Linked DNA regions of Homo sapiens: region 1 is linked to region 2. Evidence: read pairs that join two places in POLR2A ChIA-PET (ENCODE). Cell type or tissue: GM12878. All regions are shown on one strand. Links, peaks and the distances in the headings refer to the core of each region. The heading gives the core; the rest is flanking DNA.

What was found. Peaks named below come from ENCODE experiments on the same cell type or tissue, not always from the same donor. Only the 100,000 strongest peaks of a DNase experiment are listed, where the experiment ranks them.
Region 1: POLR2A ChIA-PET joins it to region 2 with 12 read pairs; 2 of 35 experiments call an interaction of 5 or more read pairs at or near these places.

Annotation. Positions count from the first base shown.
Region 1 is chr1:206,928,677-206,933,060 of GRCh38, reverse strand. PIGR (polymeric immunoglobulin receptor) reads left to right here. Exons shown (of 11, transcript NM_002644.4): 7 at 1-75; 8 at 484-605; 9 at 1,259-1,390; 10 at 1,506-1,564; 11 at 2,648-4,384. The coding sequence ends at 2,743. Among named protein-coding and RNA genes, the nearest start is that of FCMR, 8.9 kb to the right of the region's middle. RefSeq lists enhancers at 2,030-2,599, 2,223-2,723, 2,650-2,939, 3,410-3,459. In GM12878, for the core only: no CTCF peak of the experiment used is centred there; a DNase peak (open chromatin) is centred at 2,600; H3K4me3 peaks cover 922 bases; H3K27ac peaks cover 3,452 bases.
Region 2 is chr1:206,507,169-206,511,552 of GRCh38, reverse strand. It overlaps RASSF5 (Ras association domain family member 5), which reads right to left and starts at 4,022. Exons shown (of 6, transcript NM_182663.4): 1 at 3,494-4,022. The coding sequence starts at 3,950. LOC124904493 (a long non-coding RNA gene) reads left to right here and starts at 4,146. Exons shown (of 2, transcript XR_007066830.1): 1 at 4,146-4,384. RefSeq lists silencers at 3,617-3,706, 3,747-4,106, 4,357-4,384. In GM12878, for the core only: no CTCF peak of the experiment used is centred there; no DNase peak of the experiment used is centred there; H3K4me3 peaks cover 1,170 bases; H3K27ac peaks cover 50 bases.

The DNA of each region.
Region 1 (4,384 bases), core at 248-4,247, 420 kb before region 2:
TTTTGCAGAGGAAAAGGCGGTGGCAGATACAAGAGATCAAGCCGATGGGAGCAGAGCATCTGTGGATTCCGGCAGGTAAGGAAGGATTCAAGGCTCCCCACTCGGAGAACACCCCAGAGCCGAGCACCTGAGGCTGGGCCACCAGGTCCAAGGAGGAAAGCCCATCTGTCTCTTGAGCACTGGGGCAGCCCTTACTACCTCTGCTTATATGTGGGAGGGTCCTATGGTACCCTCTGCCCTTCTCCCATGGCTGGGGAGGTGTTTACAATTCAGTTCAATCTTCCAGGCCTAGGATGCAACAAGGCCCAGTGCGTGCCTTTGCCAGTCTGGGAAGGCTTCTTAGAAGAACAGAGCTAGGGAGCTGCATCAGCAGGGTGGGGTGGATAAACCTGGGAGGAAAAAGGACTAAGCCAACCTTGCCAGCACATCGTCGGGCCCCCAGATCTCCCTTCCAGGGATGAACTAACTTAAGCCTTCTTCCAGCTCTGAGGAACAAGGTGGAAGCTCCAGAGCGCTGGTCTCCACCCTGGTGCCCCTGGGCCTGGTGCTGGCAGTGGGAGCCGTGGCTGTGGGGGTGGCCAGAGCCCGGCACAGGAAGAACGTCGGTGAGTCCCTGGGATACTCCCTGCCTCCCACCTCCAACCCGAGCCCTCAGTCCTGAATCATCCACCCATAGAGGAAGCTGCTGTGTCTCTTCTTTTTCATGAGCTAAAACAAAGGATCCCGAGAAAGCAGGATGGGGAAAGATAAACCCACACATACTCGAAACTGAAATTCAGAGCTGCTGTCCAAATACTAACACTGGAAAATCATCTCCAATTACCCAGGATCTAGGTTCAGAGACAGGGCTGCCAGGAAGAGGAGATTGGGTTTCAGGAGACCCTGGGCTTGGACTAATTGGATAACTAATGAGCTGTGTGACATTGAGCCATCCTTATGCCATGCCTCAGTTTCCTCATGGCTCAAGTCAAGGATGATAATCAGGACCTCACGGGGCTGATGTGAGGACCAAAGGAGATGCTGTGCATTGAAAGGTCCCAGAGTGACAAAGATCAGGGATTACCAAGTCCTGATTACCCAGGAAAAGGGACTGGGGAGGAGACTCGGATCATTTCCATCCCCCTGGGTCATAGTCAGAGCTGCACCACCTCAGCTGTCCTGCAGGGCTACAGTGGATCCGCCCAGAGAGAAGCAGCCCAGCCTGGCCTTCTAGGTCCCAGCCCCTGTCCTTACACCAACTCCTCTTCCTCCCGGACAGACCGAGTTTCAATCAGAAGCTACAGGACAGACATTAGCATGTCAGACTTCGAGAACTCCAGGGAATTTGGAGCCAATGACAACATGGGAGCCTCTTCGATCACTCAGGAGACATCCCTCGGAGGAAAAGAAGGTATGACCCTCACTCAAGGGAATGCTCAGCCCCTGGGGAGAGTAAGAATTGGTCTCACATCTGGGTTGGGAAAAGGAGGCTAGTAAGGGCTAACCTACCCTCTTTCTTCACACAGAGTTTGTTGCCACCACTGAGAGCACCACAGAGACCAAAGAACCCAAGAAGGCAAAAAGGGTGAGGAGGAAGAAGGAAGCCCCACTACATGACAAAGAAATGCAGCATGAGGGGATGCAGTTAGACTTCAGAAAGAACTACCTCAACATGGGGGCCGATCCCAGAATAGGGAGGATGATATAAATAGTCCTCAGGAGTCCTCAGGACTTTTTGAGGAAGAACTATATCTTACTGGTTGTGGGATGCTGATGTGGATAAGGCCCAGGAAGGAGGTGAGCTATATGATTAGGCTGTAAAACTGCAGGAGAGAGGCAGGCCAGGAGATGAGGAAAGCAGGTGCATAAAAGATGGGAAGCTACAATGCCAAATGCTGGTGATTAAATGGATGCTCTTCCTGGGTTGGGGGACCCAAGGACCTCAGGCCACACATCCTCCCTTGAGGGTTTGCTCAGGACCAGCTTTTTGCCTGGGCCTAGGAGACATTTGCTTGCGGTGGGCAGTTTGAGGCTAGAAGCCCCTGCTCACTTCTCTTGAAGCCCCACCAGAGGCAACTCCTGCCTTGGGTGCCATATACCATCCCCTCAATCTGCCCTAGGACTCAGGGGACCAAGAAAAATAACATCTCATGCCTTTAATCCCGAGGTGAGAGTTTTTGTTGTTGTTGTTGTTGTTTTTATCATATCTACTTTTTCTTGAAACATCTCTGGCATTTAGCAAAGTTAGAACGAGTTATTCCTGGGACAGCCTTCCCCTTTAACTTTGTGGTGCCAAAAAGCTACCTGTCTGGGCTGGTGGAGAAAGAAAAACATACACCACCGTGGTTGACCCCAGCCTAGGCCACCTTGCCCGTGGACTGTGTGGGCAGCTTCCGGGGACAGGCCCGGGCAACAGAGGCGGTTCCACTCCGTGTGTCAGAAGGAGGTAGTGAGACAGAAGAAGATATTTTTAGAGGCTGCAACTTTCCATTTCTCAAAATGCGTCCTTCTTGGTGAGCATGGGGGCTGGGATGAGAACAGTGGGCCCCAAAGGCTTGTGTTGCTTGGACCAAGATCACGAATTCAGGACATTAAGCACCTCCCCTCCCCTGACTCCACCCACTGAGCCAGTGCCCCCAACACTGATGCCTCTCCTCTTGCCCCTTAGTCATCCAAGGAGGAAGCCGAGATGGCCTACAAAGACTTCCTGCTCCAGTCCAGCACCGTGGCCGCCGAGGCCCAGGACGGCCCCCAGGAAGCCTAGACGGTGTCGCCGCCTGCTCCCTGCACCCATGACAATCACCTTCAGAATCATGTCGATCCTGGGGCCCTCAGCTCCTGGGGACCCCACTCCCTGCTCTAACACCTGCCTAGGTTTTTCCTACTGTCCTCAGAGGCGTGCTGGTCCCCTCCTCAGTGACATCAAAGCCTGGCCTAATTGTTCCTATTGGGGATGAGGGTGGCATGAGGAGGTCCCACTTGCAACTTCTTTCTGTTGAGAGAACCTCAGGTACGGAGAAGAATAGAGGTCCTCATGGGTCCCTTGAAGGAAGAGGGACCAGGGTGGGAGAGCTGATTGCAGAAAGGAGAGACGTGCAGCGCCCCTCTGCACCCTTATCATGGGATGTCAACAGAATTTTTCCCTCCACTCCATCCCTCCCTCCCGTCCTTCCCCTCTTCTTCTTTCCTTCCATCAAAAGATGTATTTGAATTCATACTAGAATTCAGGTGCTTTGCTAGATGCTGTGACAGGTATGCCACCAACACTGCTCACAGCCTTTCTGAGGACACCAGTGAAAGAAGCCACAGCTCTTCTTGGCGTATTTATACTCACTGAGTCTTAACTTTTCACCAGGGGTGCTCACCTCTGCCCCTATTGGGAGAGGTCATAAAATGTCTCGAGTCCTAAGGCCTTAGGGGTCATGTATGATGAGCATACACACAGGTAATTATAAACCCACATTCTTACCATTTCACACATAAGAAAATTGAGGTTTGGAAGAGTGAAGCGTTTTTCTTTTTCTTTTTTTTTTTTGAGACGGAGTCTCTCACTGTCGCCCAGGCTGGAGTGCAGTGGCGCAATCTCGGCTCACTGCAACCTCCGCCTCCCAGGTTGACACCATTCTCCTGCCTCACCCTCCCAAGTAGCTGGGACTACAGGCGCCTGCCAGCACGCCTGGCTAATTTTTTGTATTTTTAGTAGAGACAGGGTTTCACCGTGTTAGCCAGGATGGTCTCGATCTCCTGACCTCGTGATCCGCCTGCCTCTGCCTCCCAAAGTGCTGGGATTACAGGCGTGAGCCACCGCGTCCGGCCTCTTTTTTTCTTTTCTTTTTTTTGAGACAAAGTCTCACTGTGTCACCCAGACTGGAATGCAGTGACACAATCTCGGCTCACTGAAACCTCTGCCTTCCAGGTTCAAGCTATTCTCATGCCTCAGCCTCTCAAGTAGCTGGGACTACAGATGTGGGCCACCATGTCTGGCTAATTTTTTTTTTTTTTTTTTTTTTTTGTAGAGACAGGGTTTCGCCATGTTGACGAGACTGGTCTCGAACTCCTGGCCTCAAGTGATCTGCCGCCTCAGCTTCTCAAAGTACTGGGATTATATAGGCATGAGCCACTGAGCCTGGCCCTGAAGCGTTTTTCTCAAAGGCCCTCAGTGAGATAAATTAGATTTGGCATCTCCTGTCCTGGGCCAGGGATCTCTCTACAAGAGCCCCTGCCCCTCTGTTGGAGGCACAGTTTTAGAATAAGGAGGAGGAGGGAGAAGAGAAAATGTAAAGGAGGGAGATCTTTCCCAGGCCGCACCATTTCTGTCACTCACATGGACCCAAGATAAAAGAATGGCCAAACCCTCACAACCCCTGATGTTTGAAGAGTTCCAAGTTGAAGGGAAACAAAGAAG
Region 2 (4,384 bases), core at 171-4,170:
AGACAGGTGGCATTCACTGACAATGGCCAAGGTGTGTCTAAGCATCTCCAGGAGGGTTTGAGTCAGGCTTAGGTTTCTCCAAGTGCCAGACCATCCCCTGGTCCAGGATGGCTTACGCAGCCACCAAAATGAGATGAAAGGTAAAAGGCCACCTCCATGCGCCTTCTACAGAAGGAACACTAAGGGACGTCATCTGTAAGGGGAAGTCCCTGAGAATAAAGCCAAAGGGCAGCCAGTGAGTTTCTCTGGTTATTTGCTGTTGACCATTCCCTCCTAGAATGCTAGAAATGCATTCTCGCCATCACCATCACCCCTACCCCAAAACACACACATGGGCTCACAGGACCTTTCGTTCTCTCTCTGCCTTTCCACAGATCCCCACTGGATTTCCTTCTCTATCTCACAACTAGGAGTTCTTTAATCCTAGAAATTAATATTAACTCTGAACTTCCCTGTTCACAAATCCAGCATTAACCAGAGGTTGGTTACAGACCTTGAAGTGGGGTAAGCTTAGGTTAGATGAACTTTTGCTAAAAAGGCAGACAGTGGGAAGAGTGTTTTCCAAAATGCTTTCCTTACTAAAGTGCCCTTCTGCCAACATGGTTCCCACCCAGTGTCAGTCTCCTGGGCAGACAGATGTCACTCACATACCCACTGCCCTCCTGCTTGTTTCCAAGGGCTGGGATATTTAATAGCACAAACAAGCCATCACTTTCATCACTCACCACATAGTGAGACCCTGCTCTGGGCCTGGCACTCTGCTGGGTGCAAGAAACACAAAGACAAGGAGCCAATGGCTTCGTGGCCCCTATGCCAGGCAAAGAAGGGTCTCCTCAGCCACAGCAGGACATCAGGTAGGAGTGGCATTTCTAGAGGACACCTAATACCCAAATTTTCTGGGATGTCTATGGCAGTCACTTCCCCACTTAGCTCAGCAACCAGGCAGAGTTCGCAAATTGTACTCACTGCTTCGAAAGGTAATCCTAGGAGGTGTCACAAGCCCAGACTAGTTGTTACAGCTGTTAGATGGGAGGGGACAATAACAATCATATCGAATTAAACATTCGTATTGCATTTTGCTAGGCCCTGTTCTGAGTGCCTTATGTATATTAATCCATTTAATTCTCAGATTAACATGATGAAGTAGGTAATATCATTATCCTATTTTTTTTAAACAAAGAAGCAGAACACAGAGATGTCCAGGACTCACGTGGGGACTAAGTGGTAGTCAGGATTCAAACCCAGGGCTCTGGTTCCAGTCTGTACTCTTAACTACTGCATAGTATGATTTTTTTTAAAGTCCTATTTCTGACACTTGCTTTTCAAAATGAAGATAAAACAAAGCAACCTCACCATGGAATCAGACCTTCAACTTAAAGAAAGATGCTCAGCGAGTTTGGCCTGCTGTGTCTCCACCTGCCAGCCCTCATCTGCACATCAGAACATTTCTCAACTTTTGCCATCCAGCCATAGGTTCACAATTAGTTAAATATTAATCATGACAAACAGAGACTCCTTTCTGTAGCCCCTCGATTCCAGTTTTGCTTTCTCTCCAGTGTTCAGACATCGTTAGCATTAAACCAACTCTGTGGGGGACCATGAGCGCCCAGGAAAGTAAAAAGACCTCACCAAGTCACACACAAAGTCAGAGGTACTGCCCGGGGGCCTAGATCTTCCTGCCACTAGAAACGACGTATGACTTAATCAAAGGAGATCGACAATTCTGATGTGACGTAAGGATCAATTCATTTAGTCATGGAGTATCACACACAGGCACACGCAAATACACACAAACGCACCATTATCACCAAACCAAAAAAAAAAAAGAAAATCACAAAACTATGTGCAAAATCTTCAACAAGTGATACAGTCCCCCAAAGTCTAACTACAAACTAGAATGCCAACGAAGCAGATTTCCTGGGATTCCAGCTATGATAAAACCCATTTCAGTGAGGCTCCTGCCTCTCTCCCTGTGTGTAGGGTTGTTGGATGCAGTAAGGGAATCTTGAAAGTGCAAAAGCTGCCAACACATCCAAGGATAAGTTGCATTTGATTCTACTGTAGTCAAAGGCATTTACCAAGGGACAGCAGCCCCTCTACCCACAACATGTACCTCTACAAACCTTTACTCCTTCCTTCTTAATTAGCACCTGAACTGGGGGTTCTGGTGGAGGAAAGAGCAGCACCCACTTGCCCTTCCAATCTTTCCCTTCCACTTGACCCAGGCTTAGTGTCTGAGTTCTATTTCCCTGCAGCCAGCTGCAGCGGGCAGCACATTGAACAGCCTCCGCTGCAGACTGCAGGCAGAAAAAGGGTAGGGTTTTCCTGATGTGGAAATCACTGCTGCTGTCCAACGCTGCAGTTGGATGGGAGACGTGAGGCTGCTGCCATAGGGGAAGGGCCTTTGCTGAAAGATGCAAACCACAATCCATTTCCAGAGATGCTTGTTAGAGGCTGTGCCATTGTCTGTGCTTTGGGCTTCAGATATTTGAAATATCCATGTAAACACATGAACACATGGCTGTGGATATCCTCTGATAAACACGCAAGAGCAAATGCCGGGGTGGGGGTGGAGGGTGGACACCTATTAAAGGCATACACACCCCTAACTGTAGGAGGAGAAAAATAATAAACCCCCAAGGAGACTGAAGATTGGCTCAGAAAATCTATACACTGGGGGCCCAGTGTTTTCTGGCTTTGAGAAGCGCCTGGCTCAGGAGGTGACTGGAGGGGCCTGAGGGCTGTGGAGAGGAAGGGACCCTGTCAGGAGCTGAGTAATGTTAGAGCATGACGACTAGGGCAGGAACCCAGGAGGAGGAAGGGGAGGAGGCAGGGCACAGCCAAACATTGGAGCAGAGTCCAAAGGTTTGAGGGGCCAGAGGTGAAAGGCAGGAGGGGGCACGGGTTCAGGGTGACTTCAGGCTCTCTTCAGCCTCACAGCCTGCCTTTATCCAAAATCTAACAAGGTCTCCTCCCTGTCCCAATACGTCCCCCTGGAGGAGAGGTCTGAGCCTGTACCATGGGCGGACAAACAAGCGTTTTGTCAGTAACCCTAATAAGCAAGGGTCAAACGGTCATCTCAACAGCAGTCTCACAACCCACTCCCAAGAACTCACAACAAAACCATGAGGGTGCACAGGGAGATGACAGAGGCCGCCGAGGCCATCACCCACCCACCCCCCACAACCTGTGTGCGAGTGTGTGTGTGTGTGTGTGTGTGTGTGTGTGTGGAGGGCCAAGGCACGCACCTGTCAGGAGACAGGTATCTGTTAACTACCGCATAACCATACCTAGGTAGTGGGCAGGCACTAAAGGATACCGGGCAGGGAACTAAGGAGCGGACTGTCCCCAGGGGTTGTTATCTCCTTATGTTCGGGGCTCCCCTGGAGCCAAAGAGTGTAATGGCCCCTCTCTCCCTGCCCCAGGGCCCTCCCAGTCCTTCGCCCCCAGACTGCGGTCTCCCCGCACGCCCCTCCCCTGCCTTCACACTTACTAGTGCAGCGCAGCGCCTGCCGCAGCACCTCTCGTCCGCACAGGTCACACCAGCCGGGGCCGCCCGGCAGCACCAACTCGGCGAAGCAGTGCCCCTCGCCTCGCTCCGCCGGGACTCTGGGATCCTGCGGCTGCTCGAAGATGCTCCGCACGTCGCGGGGTCGGGGCGCTCCAGGCCGCCGCCGCAGTCTCTGCTGCAGACCAGGCCGGAGCGGGCGAGCGGGTCGGGAGGCCCGGGGCGGGGGCTCCAGGTTCCCCCGGGCAGCCCTCCGGGCGCTGCGCCCCTCGCGCGCCCCGGGCGCAGTGGAGAGGGGCGCCGGGACACAGAGGCGCGAGGACCGGTCGGGGGGCGGCGGCGGTAGCTCGGGGCCGCTCAGGCTCTGTAGATAGCGCGGCGGCTCGGGGTCCAATAGTAGCGGGTACGGGCGCTGCCCGATGGCCGGGGACGCCATGGCCATGCCCGGCTAGTGGCGGCAGCTTTGGCAGCGGCGGCTTTGGCGACTGCGCTACTCCCGAGCCAGCCCCGAGAGAAGGGGCCGCCCCACACCAGCGCGCCTTTAAAGGAACCGCAGCCTGCTGGGCGGGGCGGGGGCGGGGAGAGTCGGAGTGGCAGGAAGGACGACCCAAGAGAACCGCCGACGGACCGAAGGGGGTAGGGTCCGTGCCAGGCGACGTCTGCGCGAGTGTGGATTTGGGGGCGTCTTCACCTGGAGCAGCTGCAGGATTCCGCAGAGGAGCGCCTCTGTACAGTACAGCTCAGAGGGCGCATTTCTGCGGGGGGCCCTAGGCCTTCAGCCCTGCCTCTTTCCCTTGCCAATCACTTTCCCCAACACCAGGTTCACCCCCGACCCGCACCCTCACGCGCCCCGGGAGGGAGCAGGTCGGAGGGAAA